Regions from separate parts of the Homo sapiens genome. Here regions 2 and 3 are each linked to region 1. The links are chromatin contacts, found by Hi-C in ENCODE. All regions are on one chromosome and are shown on one strand. Each heading gives the region's core, a stretch centred on a gene start or an enhancer-like site at or near the end of the contact. The rest is flanking DNA. Distances are from core to core; before and after follow the strand shown.

Region 1 (5,008 bases), core at 1,339-3,838:
TACCATCAGAGCCCTGTGGGTTTGCTCAGTTACGCAGAATACTAAAGTAACTACTGGTTTGCCAGCCTAGGAACTGGGACTCCTGGGGTTTTTATTAAGCTGTGATGCTGGGAAAGTGCCTTGTATGCACATCCTTCTCTAACCTGGGCTCTTATGTAGGTCCCTGGGATTTCTTCCCGGACCCAAACTTCTGTACCTCCAAGAAATGGGAAGAGAGACAAGTGGTTGGAAGGGCAGGACTGGAAGAAGAACAATTCATGGGAGAGGGACGACTGTGACATGGGAAGATGACAGAATGGGGAACAGGGAGAGCCCTTAAATTTAGCTGTAGCACTTACTCCCCTCTACTTCTCTTTTTTTCTAGTGGAGAGAAATGAATACAGATGACTAGAGGAGGTAGACAGGAGCAAGATCCTCAGATGCACCCCAAAAGCTTGAGGATGGAGCTCTAGAGTGGAAACAAGAGCCTCCATAGCCAGGATGGACTGAAGTTAAATTTGGGAGGAATTCCTGAGAAGGAATAGGGTCCTAGGTGAGATGGGGAGTATTAAGGATGCCTGAAGGCAGAGGGGTCAGTAGAACTCCAGAGGGCTTCCTGGTCACTAAGGCCCTGATGCAGATCAGGGCATGCGGGTACCCAGCCTAGGCAGGCCCCAGAAGGTAGCAGGAAAGGAGCAGACACTTTTGCCTCCGCCGCTTCTTAAGTCCGAAGTTAGACCAGCTGCAGTCTTTCCTCCAGAATCCTGCATTTGCCTCCTCCCTTTATTTCCATCACACCCAAGCTGGTCCCATTCTTTCCACCAGGTGATGCTGGAACTAGTAGGTAATGGAGTCAGGGACCTTCAGGCTGTCTTCCGGCTTCTAGGCCTGGCCTCTTGGTCAAGCACCACGGGTTGGGGTGATTTTGATTTCCCACGGCCTCTCTTACAAGTCTTATTCCTGTGTCACCCTACCCTGACTGCTACAAACGGCTTCCTCCTGCCTAACCACAACCTCACTCACTGCAGGTTCCCTTCATTCTGCTGGCTTCCCTTGCTCTGGGCCCTCTCAAGGCTGAGGGCAGTTATTTTGTCTGTAAGAGATAAAGATGTAGTCACACAGACACGCGCGCGCGAACACACACACACACACACACACACACACACACACACACAGGCTTTCCATCTCTTTAATCCATCTCTAAGAGATGAAGATGTAGATACACAGACACGCGCGTGCGAACACACACGCAAACACACACACACACACACACACACACAGGCTTTCCAGCTCTTTAATCCGTCTCTATCACTGGGAGGCTGCAGACTGCCTCTCCAAGCTAGGGAGGTTTGAAAAGACTCTAGAACTCACTAAGTCTTCAACAACTGATTCCAAAGCTGGAGATAAGTGGGTGGGAGGGAAGGATACAGAGAGGGTGACAGGCTGAGGGTTCAAAAGGAATGAGGGGTGATGGAAGAAACCAGGAGGTGCATGTGTGTGGGTGCCAGAGCTGGGAAGGGAAGGGATGGGGCAGGTTGCAGAGGACCAAGACGAACATGGGGCAGGGTAGGTGAAGACAGGTCAAGGCCTAGGTATGACCGTATGTTTGGAGGAAAAGAGACTGGAAGGGATGAGAAGAGAGTGATGGCGGATTTGTGGGTAGAAACTAAAGAAGGTGTGGAGGGAGACGACAGGAGCATGTGTATAATTCAGGGACTAAGAATGAAGAGGAACACTAGGAGATGGTTCTCAATTGTCCCCAAAAGACACAACAAAAACTTGTCAGGGACTATCAGTACCTCTGAATGAGAGTCCTTCCACTTCCAGTTACAGGGCAAGACCAAGTTACTCCCAAAAGAGCAAGGCCAGGCTCTGGTCAGCTAGGAACAGCGTCTGCTCACTAAATACCTACTGCTTGGCTCCAGGTAAGGTCGGGACTCAGGAAAACAGACATACAGACAACGACTGGGGTCGGCGGGGCTCCCCCACCCAACCCGGGTCCTCCTGAGTGCAGAGGGCCTTGGGGCTGCAGACCGAGTGTGGGTCTGTATTAGCATCCATCTGACAGGGAGAGAGCTTTCGGAGGCCCCAGACACCGCCCCTCTCACCCCAAGTGTCACAACTGCCAGAGCAGAGGGAGCGCCTTTTCCAGCCCAGAAGCCCTCTCCCCTCACGCACTTCTCAACACCCCCCCCACCAACTTCTGAGGACACCCCACCTGCGTCCGATCTCCCAGCTCTGAGCTCTTCCACTTCAGAGACACTTATCTTGGAGCCCGGGACCCTCCGACCTCAGGGGTCCCTCTCGGCTCCCTAGAGGCGGTACAGCCGCCGGGAAGCCACCCTCGCCGAGCCTCCGCCGGCTCGCAGTGGCCCCGTTCCCGCCCCGCCCGGCCGGCCGCGCCCGCCCTACTTGGACTGAACCGAGAAGCTCCCGCCCGCGGCCTCCGCCAGCAAACTCATGAGCCGGCGCCCGCGCCGAGTCCTGGGCCGGCCGGGCTCTCCTCCCCCGGACCCCTACCCGCCAGCCCCGGCCGGGCCTCACCTGGTGCCCTCCCCGAGGCGGGGGAGCTGGGGGCGGCGGCAGCGGCTCCGGGCTCGAGAAGGAAGTGAGAGCGGGAGGCCGGAGGAAGTGGGGGGGGCGGGCCGGCGAGGCGGGGCGGGCCGGGGCGGGGCCCGACCAGGAAGTCCGAGGGCCGATCTCCCCCTCTCCAGCCCCGGCCCGCCCCCAGCCTCGCCCCCGGCCCAGTCCCGGGCTTGCCACGTTCCCCTCCCAGTCCGCTGCCCCTGCGGTCAGTAAGTCAGGCCTCCCAAGGTCAAGTCTCTCCGCCTCCTCCTGGCCACCCTACCCCTGGAGGCCCTACCCTGGGCGCTAGGCGTTCGTCCTCTTCCCCCCATCCCGCCCCCACCAGCCTCCGCGGGAAGATGCTGAGAAAGGCGCCCCTGGGCCTGGTCCCTTCAGTCAACCCCAGGGATAGAGTGGTGGCCGAGGCTGGGGCAGTCCCCGCCCCTGCCCTGAGCCCCGGGGGAGTGCGAGGTGGTGGTGATTCAGCAGTGGGAAGGCCCCAGACCCCTGGGGAGGGTGGGGAGACTCGGGGGGAAGAGGAGCTGGCGTCAGCACCCAAGGGAAAGACAAGATCAGCAGAGGCGCAGGCGGAGCCGCGGGCCCCAAAAACAGGATGTCGAGTCGTCATTCAGCACCGTGCAGCCCTGCGAGGCCTGGCTCTGGGGAGGGGGCGGGGCGGACGGAGGACTTGGGGCTTCCCTCGCCCCCTCGCCCCCTGTTCTGCTGGGGCGCGCAGCTGCTTGGGGCTGAAGAGCCGCACCCAGGCCTGAGGTCCAGCTTGGGCCCCGGCGACCCGCGGGTGGGCGGGCTCATGGGCGCCCTCTGGTGCTTCGCTCCCTGGCTTTGCGCTCGGAGCTTTGACTTGAGAATCCATATCCTTCGTTCAGCACAAAGTTTCTGAGCGCCTACCACGTGGAGAGAGCTAAGTGCTAGGTGCTGTGAAGAAACACAGCGTTTAAGACAGGATCCCTGTCTTCCAGAAGCTTTTCAAATAAACGGATTGATTCCAGGAATAAATAGCTTAACCTTTCTGAGCCTCAAATCTGTCTTTGGTAAAATAGAATAATTATATTTCACCCCGTAGTTTTGAAGATAACATGAGAATGGGTGTAAAAGACCTGTTGTCAATGCGTATCTCAAACACTAAACAAATATCTTTTAAAAATATCATACCCTAAGAGTCTGGCGCGGTGGCGTCTGCCTGTAATTACAGAGATGGTGAAACCTTGTCTCTATAAACACAAACACACACATATTTTTTGACAGTCTCACGATGTCACCCAGGCTGGGGTGCAGTGGCACGATCTCGGCTCACTGCAATCTCTGCCTCCCAGGTTCATGCAGTTATCCTGCCTCAGTCTCTCGAGTAGCTGGGGTTACAGGTGCATGTCACCACACCCGGCTAATTTTCGTATTTCTAGTAGGGACGGGGTTTCACCCTGTTGGCCACGCTGGTCTCGAACTACTGATCTCAGTTGATCCACCTGCCTTGGCCTCCCAAAGTGCTGAGATTACAGGCGTCAGCCACCACACCCAGCCTACTTATATTTTTAAAAAAATAAATAGGAACCACGTAAGTAATTTAAAACTGTCTATTAATGACATTTCAAAAAAAGTAAAAAGAAACGAAATGAATTTTAACTATATTTGACTTAGCCATAGCCAAAGTATTATCTTTTTTTTTTTTTTTTTTTTTTTTTTGGAGATGGAGTCTCGCTCTGTCACCAGGCTGGACTGCAGTGGCGCGGTCTCTGCTCACTGCAACCTCCGCCTCCTGGGTTCAAATGATTCTCCTGCCTCAGTCTCCCAAGTAGCTGGGATTACAGGCACGTGCCACCATGCCTGGCTTATATTTGTATTTTTAATGGAGATAGGATTTCACCATGTTGGCCAGGCTGGTCTTGAACTCCTCACCTCGTGATCTGCCCGCCTCAACCTCCCAAAGTGCTGGGATTACAGGCATGAGCCACTGCGCCCGGCCTCAAAATATTATCTTTTAGCATGGTAATCAACATAAAAATTACTGGTTATAAAAATTAACTGGATATTTTGCATTCTTTTCTTGTACCAAGTCTTTGAAATGCGGTGTGTATTTTATACTTACAATTTGTCTCAATTTGGCTGGAAACATTTCAAGTGGTCAATAGCATGTGTAGCTGGTGGCTACTGTATCATCCTCAAAAACAGAGGCTTTATCAGATTCAGGCTGGTGAATGACTGTGTGGATGAAGTCTTTCTCAAAGATCCTTCTCTAGAAGCCTCCCCTGACCTGCCAGGCAGTGTTTGGGTCTCTTGTCTCCTCTTCGGTCTGGTCCCTGTAGCCCTTCAGACAAACTCCTCTTTGTGGAGGACATGAGAGCAGGAGGCACAAGGGGAAATTCTCATTCCCATCCATACACCATTGGGACCACTTGACATTGGGGTGCTTGGTATTTCATGAATAAAGAAAGGATTGTGAGCCCCA
Region 2 (5,008 bases), core at 768-3,267, 2.9 Mb after region 1:
AGACTACTTTAGATTTTGTGCTTAGAGCGTACCTCTTTGAGGAGATGTATCTCTGCTGTTAACTATGTGATGCTTTAGGCCCTTCTTGTCTTTTCTAGTTTCTACCAAATTTTAGTTTGCCTCAGACTCTGACACCTACCCTATATCTTACTATTCCTTTGGATTAGGAGTTGTTCTTTGGACTTGTTGGATTAACTATGTAGAAAGGTTTATTCAATTAAAAACTCATCCTAAATTCCTGGCTCTAGCCCTTTGGCCACATCTTCTTCTAGGAAAATTTTTGATAAAGGAAATCCACCCAGTTTTGATGGTGAAATGGTGAAGCAGGAAACTTTTATGTCGTGGAAGCTTCGTTTTCCTAGTTCTTCCCCCATAATTTTGCTTCCTGTTGAATACCCATTACATATTGGACATTAGTGTGCCCTATTTGCCTATTCTGTGAGAGTAGCCCTTGAATCTATTTTCTCACTCCTCTTGTGATCCATTTTCTACATTCCATCCTGAAAATCGTATTTAAATCATTTACTTCTTTGTTTACAAACTTTTGAAATCCTACATTCGTTTATGATACAATGAAAACTACGTGACCCTGGCCGTTAAGACCCCTCATAATGTGGCAGCAATTAACCTCTGTAATTCCTTTTTACAACCACTCTTTTCCCTTTTCCTACCATCTGGGTCACTCTCTTCCCTTAAATGCCACATCAGCCATCTTCCCTCCACCTCAAGGACCTCAAGATGTTTCTTGACTTTGCATATTTCACTATATGAACCCTTCCCTACTTTCTCTCCCTAGGATTTTACACTCCTGACCTAGTTCATGTTTCTCTTTATTTGTGAAGCTTCATTAATTTTCCAGGTCAAGTTAGCAACTCTCTTTTCTGTGTTTGCAATACTAGCTATTATTCAAATGAGTCAAATTAACAACATGAAACTTTTTTACTTGAGCCCTTTGTTCCTGGAAAACAGTTATGGTTAAAGAAATCCATCCACTTTTTTTGTGTTCTGAGAAAGGGATTATTACAAAAAACCACCCCTCCCCATATGACTTAGATAAGGCATATGTGTCTTTTTTTTTATGATAGGCCAGACACAGACTCTTTAAATTCTCATTCTCAGCTTCATAAAAGATTAGCTGAACTGTTTATCCTCACTGGACAGTAGAAACAAAGTGATTATTAACTTGACCGAATATCAGTTAAATTTCTCTTCCTCTTCCATGCTCGTGAGTTTTGATCTATCCTTCTTCTGACCCAGCATACAACCCTCCTAAGAATCAGCTGACCTTGGGTAAAACATTTCATGGTGATCTTCCTGTCCCCATACTGATATCTTTCTAGCTTTGTTGATCCTTCACCATAAAAGGAAATCTTTTTCTCTCTGGTCTTTGAGATGCTTGTAGCTCTTGTGGTTGGATGGTTTTCTCTATTGCAATACTCTCCTTCCTCTTGTTGCAATGATCCTTGTGAATAAAGTCTCTCTTTACCTAAAAATGTGTTTGTTTTTATTTGATAACAAAAGTTACCAAAATGTTTTTTGTCTGTTTCAATTATATACTCCTTCTTCTCCCAGATTTGTAGCTTTTTGGAACCAGTCTTTTTCCTTTTCCTACCATCTGGCTCACTCTCTTCCCTTAAATGCCACATATTGGACATTAGTATGCTCTATTAATGACAATGCCAAATCCACATTTGTATTCCCAGCATGTCTTAATCTCCCTGTGTCTGACTGCTCCCTATGTTTATTTACATCAATTTCTCTTTCTACTTTAGTTTCTGGGTCTGTTGCTGTATCTCTCTGTCTGCTCTATTTCCTCTGTTCTTTACCTACCTGTCCTGAGGCCAAGATCCTGTCTTCAGGTTGCTCCAGAGAGACGTGCATGGAGAGTAGGTTCCTTTTCTGGGGCTGGGGCTGCCGACGTACAGCTTCACCCCAGGCTTTGGCCCCTTATGTGAGACAGGAAACTGAGTTTATCCTCAGAGCAGTGCAAAACTTCCTGCTGTAAGGTTTTACTTTCGTATTTGTTTTTTGTTTCTAAATCTGCTGATTGAAAGGAAGCCTGTTTATGCTTTCTTGCGAACACCATGTTCATATGGGAACTGGACCATGTTTACATTGGGACCACCATGTCCTTACATGGCAGAAGAGCAAACAGGCAAAAGAGGGCTGAAATCACCCTTTTATAACAGCATTAATACTATCTATGAGGCAAGAACTCTCATGGCCCTCTCACCTCCCAAAAGCTCCATCTTCTAACACCCCCACAATAGGAACCAAATTTCAACATTAATTGAGAACAGACAAACACTCAAACCAGAGCTCCAGTCAAATCCTCGATGAGACCATGATCTCAGTCAACACTAGATTACAATCTGGTGACATCCTAAAGTAGAGAACATAGCTGTACTTTACCTGGACTTCTGGTTACAGAAACTACAAAATAATAAATGTGTGCCATTTCAAACCTCTAAGTTTGTGGTAATTTGTTATGCAGCAATAGAAAACTAAAATATGTCAGTTGATCATCTTAATGAGAAATGGTTTTGGTAATGGCCATTTTCAAGATAGGAAAAAGAAAAATAATCACAGGAGATAGATGACAAACCCAAGATCACACAGGTAGTAAGAAGCAGACAGAGAACTCTAAGTCTAGCTTTCTTCCCATGACACTATGTGGTCTAACAGAGAAGAAACCATGGTTGCCTCTGCAACTGCCCATCTAAACGAAAGCTCTCATTTTTCTTATCTCTGATGGACAGAGATGCCTGCAAAACAGCTCCCTTATTTGCCTTTCACCTCTGAGGATAATAGCCCTTTATACTGAATTAACATTTCATAGTTTCTTAATTAAATGGGGTGAATAGTGATTAGGCCCAGACGCACGATAAACTCAGAGCTTTACAGAAAAAAGAGGAAACACTCAATTTCAGTGATTCTTTTATCAAAATTCCCATCTGTTCCTGCCCTGACAGTGAGAAAAATGAAGCCCACTAAGGTAACATGTGACTTCTGTGTGTGAGCAATTTTTTTTGCAACATCTGAGGCTCTTTTTCTACATCCCTCCAGTGATTTAAATTTCTAAAACTCAAGTTCTTTATTAAACACAAGCACTAAGAGAGTAACAGTCATTTATTTGTTCTTTGCATTTTAAGAAGAAAGGTCAAAAACACACTTCTGATTTGATATTTTTAAGTATCCACACCATTTAAGAACACAGATATATCAATTATAAATTTAAGATAGATGCAATAAATTCTTAATAAGGCAAGCATTCAGAATTGCAGGATTATTTTTGAAGTTATGTTATTTCCATTGGGCAAGGTAGCAGTTTTTGAAGTCCAAGAACCTTAAAAGTCTCCTTCTGAGGAGAAATTTATATTGACAAAGACCAGAGAAGTTATAAATATTCACAGTTTGCATAGCAGTAATAAGAATGATATTCATTGTTCCTGTTCTTAATTTGACATATTTCTAGTTGGATAGAAATTTCTCCAACTGATTCTATGTAAGAGGAAGTGCCAAAATTAGGCTATCAAATTGCAACTCACCTTGACAACTAAAAAGCCCATCAATATTGAGAACACCCACAATGATGTCTAGCACACATGTGAAAGGTGTGGAGAGCTCTGGTGCATGAGAACTTTATTTTTCATTTCAGGAACATCCAAGAAGTCATGGCCATGAGCAAACTGGAAACCATGTGTAACCCCACTGGACCTGGGAGCTGAAGAATCATGTGTTTGGCTAACGGAACCAGCTGACCAACCAGATTCAGAAAAGAAAAATTCAGACACTCGAAACAAGCATATTTGAGGCTCCAGTTACAGAAGAATATGAAGCCATCAAGCAAGAACTTGAAACACATTTTAATGAAGACCCAGAGAATAAAATATAAGTTCAATGGAAACATAAGTTAAATTTTGAAAAATGAGTTCAATTTTGAAAATAAGCTAATAATCCTTAAAGAGCAACTTCTTTCAGACAGCAAAAGAAAAGCCAATGAACTTATTCGTTTTTTAAAAAATTTAAGAAAGACTGGATAAGAAAAAGAGAGATTATAAAAACAAACTATTGGAAAGGAGCCGAAAATTGTTTTTAATTGTAAAGGCTAAAAAGTTGAGTGAGGAAGACTTACATGAGAAATTCAATCAATGTCGGAAAAAAAGGGTCTGTGATGTGTCCACAACTCTTCCTAAAGTCACAGAGCCTGACACTGATTTGGATTCTGAAAACATCCTTTCAGAGTATTTAAAACATGAGATGGATGTCATGGACATACTAACAAGAAATTCTGCAGAGAAGTTTCAAATCAATTATGACAAATATGTCAAAATGAATAAGAAATGTAACAATTTTGAAACAATGTGATCAGTAGTCATATTCATGAACTCTTTCTCAATGACATTAATAGTCAGAAAAAAATTACAGGTAAATGACATTAATCGTCCTTGAGAAAGAGTTCATGAATATGACTACTGATCATATTGTTTCAAGATTTAATAAAACTATTAACAATATTTGGAAAAAGCAATGTGATTACAATCCAAATACATCCAGAAAATTCTAAAGACAACAGAGGAAGAAGTGAAACCTGCATCTACTCAGGAAAGATACACATTTAAAAATAAATATATTATCAGCTTATGCTTGTGTTTATTCCAGTGAGCAACAGAGAATTCTAAAGAAATGCACAGGGCATTCAAGAGAGCAAATGATCCTGTAAACTATCTAGAAAGCAAGAAAAATGATTTCTTGATGAGGTTTAAGATTTCCTGCCAAGAAGCAACCTCCAGCAAAACACTTACTGATTTTCTGGGGCACAAGCTCGTTCCTGCTGTCTCTACCATCATATGGGGGAAAAATAACCATTAAAATTGTGGGGACATGTGAGCTACCTGCCCTGCATTCAGTGAAAACAGGACTAACCTGGAGAAACACATTCTCGTCTCTCTGGGAGAAGAAGAAAACTTTGATCATTACTGGCAATACTTTCATAATAAGAATAGCT
Region 3 (5,008 bases), core at 1,008-3,507, 2.6 Mb after region 1:
GATGGCGGCCAGACCCTAAAGGATCAAGTTCTCTGACACCAGCCTCTCTCAGATACACCAGACACCTCTGTGGCCCCACCCATACTTCTCTTCGAGCACATGAAATTGACTTCCCTGAAGGAGATGCTAGAGACAACTGGATGCTCCTGCTTACTAGGAGGAACTCGGACTTTGCGCGGTGAGAACCAAATCCTGATATACATATGGCCTCCTTGGGGGTTAGAGGAGGGGTTTGCAGGGAGTTGTTGGTGTACAGGGGCAGAGGAAACAGAAGAAAATACACTGAGTTTGGGGGCAGCAGGAGTCAAGGATGGTGGGTCATGATAACAAGAAACCTGGTTGCATTCCCATGTGGAATCTTAGTGTGAGATTCAGGGCTGTTTGTTCCTCTAAACTTTAGAATCTAAAAATTCTGAGAAGCTTCACAAAGTTCCAACTCAGCCTCAAGCTGTAGAGGGGGGGCATTCCTGTGAAGCAGGTCTTAACTTGACTCAGGTGGTGGCAGGGAAAGGACAAATGAGCCATTTCAGGGGCTAAGTGGCAAAAGGGAAATGGATGGACAACGCTGGGAGTTGCTTTTGGGCTGAGGAGAGTCCATGAGGTTCCTACAAGCAGAAGTTCCCAAGATCTCCAGACATAATTCAAGCTTTCCTAGACATATCCTATGCTTCCCCAAACCATTCCTGTCCCCTCCTCCACCCAAGATTCCTGTTTCTGAACATTCATACCTGTGGGGATGAGTCCATCACCAGAGCCCCCATAGCCACCAGACACAATGCTGGTTTCATTGAGGTTGGGTCCTGACACCATCACCTGCTGGAGGTCCTATAGGCCAGAGAAGAGGGGTTGCTTCAGGAACATAGGGGCTGCAGAAGCATTTTGGAGGTGGGAACAAGTTTGGATTCAAGCATCATAAAGATAGTACACAAGGGAAGTCTGCACAGAATCAAAATGATACGTAAAAAGAATGAAGGGAGTCAGATAAGTCAGGGGAAGGCTACTGGAATGGAGGGTGAGAACCTAGGATTTATAAATTGGATTCCTAAATTGAAACAATTAGAAGAATCAAACAGAAGCACCTGCTCCAGCCCATCATCTTCAGGAAGCTGCCTGGCTTCGCCGTTCCCGTGGATAGGGATCTCCATTGTGGCTGCCTTCCCTAGGATCCCGTCCGTCATGGCTAGGAAAGGTATTGGAGTAAAACTCTCCACCCCAGCACCCTGCAAAGCCCAACACAGAAGTTCTGGACACTGGCCAGCACTCTAGAAGAAGGAGGCCTCCTCTGTCATTTCTTTAAAGGCTGTCCCAGGGTTTGAGTGTCCCAGCGTTTGGCCATCATTCCTTTCTTCAGATATATGTATTTCTCCCCTCCAAAACGCACATTTGAAACAGGCACACCAAAGCACGGTGTCTTCTCACAAGCCCCCAACCTCACCAGGACTCTGGTGATTATTTCTACACTCATTCAGCAGACATTTAGTGAGTGCCTACTATGTGTCAGGCACTATTTGTGACAATGAAAATACAACAGTGAAGAGGGAAAGTCTGCTCTCTTAGAACTTATCTCCATGCAGGCGTGTTTATGCTGAGGAGATGAACCCTTTCCAGGGCTCAGGTCTTCACCCCCCTATTCAGGTTTGTTCTCCATTGCTTGGCCTTTCACATTCCTTTAGCGTTTCTTCCCCCTTCCTTCAGGGGGTCTCCCCTCCTCCGTCTCATACACCTCGTCTTCCTCGGGCCCTCCCCACCAGGCCTTAGTTAGATCAGTGGGTGTATGTTCCCAGTCTCTGGTAAAAGCCTCTCTCTCCCAGGATATCGGTGACCCTTCCACAGTCAGTTATGTCTCCCAGGTGTGTGAGTCCCCGCCCCCACCCCCATACACCTGGACATCAGGTGTGTCCTCATCCTTCCCCGGGGCTCGGGGCATCTTGCCCTCTGGACAGGTTTGTGCGTTCAACTTCCCGTCGCCCAAGCATGTTCCTCTCACCTCGGGCCGGGCCGCTCTTCCCCTCAGGGCGCCAGGCCCGGGCCGCGCGGGGACCTCGGGCTCCAGTTCCCGTCGCGATCCTAGCAGCAGGTCAGGGACTCGGCGGAAATGACGTCCTCTCCGGGCAGAAGAAGCCGGCCACGTCGCAGATTATAAGGGCGGAGCTGACGTCGCAGCCAGGGCAGGGCGATACTCGAGCTAGCTCTCGAGATCAGCGAGAGGTTACTTCCGGGGCGGCACCGAGAAGCTGAAACGGAAGTGGCGTACGGCATGCGCCGGTGGCGTGATGGAGCGGCAGCAGCAGCAGCAACAGCAACTGCGAAACGTAAGTGAGAACTAAGTCGTTTCGAGGCCAGACGTTCAGCTCGCATTCCTGCACACATCGCGGGAACCCCACAGGGCCAGGGATTTGAGGGCTGGAAACTTCGGGCTATGGCGCGCGGGCCTGGGAAACTTTGGGCGGCGCGACCTTGACTAGAAGTGTGGGGCCCTTATCGCTGAGTTTGTGGTCCCCCTTTTCTCTCAGCTGCGTGACTTCCTGTTGGTCTACAATCGGATGACAGAACTCTGCTTCCAGCGCTGTGTGCCCAGCTTGCACCACCGAGCTCTGGACGCTGAGGAGGTGGGGAACTGTGTAGGGAGGTTACGCTGCAAGAAGAGTTTAGCGGTAGACTGCTTCCCTCCTCACCCCACTTCCCGTACCTCTGGCCCTGGCCTTCCCACGACCCTCACCCCTAGGCTGGGCATGGGGAAGAAAGGAGGCGGACCCGACAGGGCACCTTTATCCTCCACTTAAACCCTATCTTCCTTCTAGGAGGCCTGTCTGCACAGCTGTGCTGGGAAGCTGATCCATTCCAACCACCGCCTCATGGCCGCTTACGTGCAGCTCATGCCTGCCCTGGTACAGCGCCGCATCGCAGACTACGAGGCTGCCTCGGCTGTGCCAGGCGTTGCTGCTGAACAGCCTGGGGTCTCTCCATCAGGCAGCTAGCCATACCCAACCCCAGGAAGGAAGGCCTTGGATGGACCCTCAGATTGAAGGACCCGGTGGACCTTGGGGTTGGTGAATCCTAAACAGAGAGAATTCGAGGTTGCCTGAAAGCTGGGTGTCCTTGCTCCTTTTCCTGGAGCCAATATACCCAGTTTTTACTCAGTTTGATTTATATTCTGGGCAAGGAAGCTTTGCCTACTTTATTGGCACAATCCGTTGTTCTGTCGTTTAGTGCATATCTGCTGGCTTCAGCCCTGGCAGCTGAGAAATTGTTTTCTATATGTAGAAGGAAAACCTGAGCATTTGCAGGCATCTGGTTAAAGCAGGGTCTGTGTGTACAATTTTAAAACGGGTAATATGTCATGCTCTTAGTTCATCTTCACAACAAAACTATGAGTAAGCGGTATTAGCCTCACTTAACAGATGAGGAAGCAAGATTCCAGAAAGTACCAGAAGGTCATTTTATACAACAGGAGATTGGTTCCTGCCCAGATGACAGAAAATGGGAGCTCTGTCTAGTTGTCCTTAAGTCTGACTGACTTCAGTGGCTCATAACCGTGAGCCAAGTATTTGTTGGTTCATAACTGTTGTTTTGTGAACTATGTCTTACATGTCTAGAGTTCTGCTGGATCTAGGGAAAGGAGGAGCTATCGAAGTACAACGGATCAAAAAACCACAGGGCTTTTGGGCACTGCCTCCTTGGGAAGTTAGTGGCCACAGAAGAGAGATGAAACCTGTAAGAAGTCTGGAGTCTTTTGGAACTTCAGCCATTTCCCCAGGTTGTTACTTTCTTAGTATGTACAGTCTTCTCAGGATGAGCAGTAAAACCTTTGAACAAAGGTCTGTGTGGTTGTCTTCACGGGCAATCAGGAAGGGAGAGAGCTGGGGACCATATTCTGCAATGCAGCCAAATCCGAGGAAGAGAAACTGAAGGGAGAAGTAGATGGCAATGGTTATGATAAAAAGGGATAAAACTAAATCTTCGGGACTTCTTTAATGCTACGTTAATGTTTCACTGCTCGTCTAGAAACTCCTAAATCCAGCTTTCTATCATCTGCCCCACATTGGTCCCATTGAGTACATTCTGTGATTTCTAATTCCAGCCTCTCCATTCTTTTCTCATTATTGCCTCCCCCGCCCCCCAACTTTGTGTAATTTACTTCTGTATTCAGCAGCCTGGATAGCATATCATTCCATCACCCCATTTTCTTGCCACCATTGGCCATCTTTTTGTATCATTCCACTTATTCTGTCTTTTCCATTCCTTCATTCAAACTGCTAGAGAAAAACAGTTGTGTAATGAATGCCACTAAATATTCAAGGCCTCCAACCTCAGCCAAGTCCTCACACCAACACGCAGTCACACCAACACACACCTTTATGGGTTCCTGGTCCATTTCCTTCTCTAATTACCATGGCAGTTATTTTACACCTCTACTGCTGTCCTTAATCCCATACCCCACCCTCATCAGGTGACCCTGTTTCCTTTTTTAGAGAAATTGAAGCTCTTAGACATTGGTTTCCACAGTAATAATTTTAAAACTTCTTACAACTACCTACAAAGCAGATGTTCTATCCTATCTACAGAGCAGAAAATTGAAATTCTCAAGTAGCAGACCCGGTATTAAAGTGCAGATCTGACTTTAAAGTCCATGTTCATTTTACACAGCAGGCTGCCTCTTAAGATAGTATTTATTGAGCACACACTTTGTGTAGGTTCTGATTTTGGTAGATGTCATGCTTTATATTAATCTTTACAACAACTATAAGTAAGAGGTATTAACCTCACTTAACAGATGAGGAAGCAAGAATCCAGAATGTGCCAGAAGGCACATTCTGCAGATTTCGTGCAAACATTTATACACAGCTTCTTTTTTTTTTTTTTGAGACAGAGTCTCGCTCTGTCACCCAGGCTGGAGTGCAGTGGAGCGATCTAGGCTCACTGCAACCTCCGCCACCCGGGTTCAAGCAGTTCTCCTGCCTCAGCCTCTCGAGTAGCTGGGATTACAGGCATGCGCCACCACGCCCAG

The links. A loop is a pair of places that touch in the nucleus more often than their neighbours do. Pooled maps may share reads with other maps.
Region 2: a pooled map shows a loop between it and region 1 (4-fold over the local background). The contact joins the enhancer-like site here to the promoter of RHOG in region 1. A Hi-C loop is called at or near these places in 5 of 50 pooled maps.
Region 3: a loop to region 1 is called in a pooled map, with 15 times the contacts of the local background. The contact joins the promoter of TIMM10B here to the promoter of RHOG in region 1. A Hi-C loop is called at or near these places in 7 of 50 pooled maps.

Annotation. Positions count from the first base shown.
Region 1 is chr11:3,838,371-3,843,378 of GRCh38, forward strand. RHOG (ras homolog family member G) reads right to left here and starts at 2,589. Exons shown (of 2, transcript NM_001665.4): 1 at 2,524-2,589. RefSeq lists an enhancer at 730-929 and silencers at 2,330-2,719, 2,770-2,819, 3,170-3,439, 3,480-3,529.
Region 2 is chr11:6,744,519-6,749,526 of GRCh38, forward strand. It overlaps the pseudogene GVINP2. Among named protein-coding and RNA genes, the nearest start is that of OR2AG2, 25 kb to the right of the region's middle. RefSeq lists an enhancer at 1,971-2,160. Within about 2 kb of position 2,018, at least 11 of the 41 ENCODE cell types and tissues checked have a DNase peak (open chromatin) inside an H3K27ac peak, as active enhancers do.
Region 3 is chr11:6,479,244-6,484,251 of GRCh38, forward strand. It overlaps TIMM10B (translocase of inner mitochondrial membrane 10B), which reads left to right and starts at 2,258. Exons shown (of 3, transcript NM_012192.4): 1 at 2,258-2,312; 2 at 2,514-2,609; 3 at 2,802-5,008. The coding sequence starts at 2,274. The coding sequence ends at 2,978. ARFIP2 (ARF interacting protein 2) reads right to left here and starts at 2,088. Exons shown (of 8, transcript NM_001376558.2): 1 at 1,988-2,088; 2 at 1,080-1,220; 3 at 729-825; 4 at 1-15. The coding sequence starts at 1,178. RefSeq lists enhancers at 1,681-2,880, 1,717-1,836, 2,317-2,366.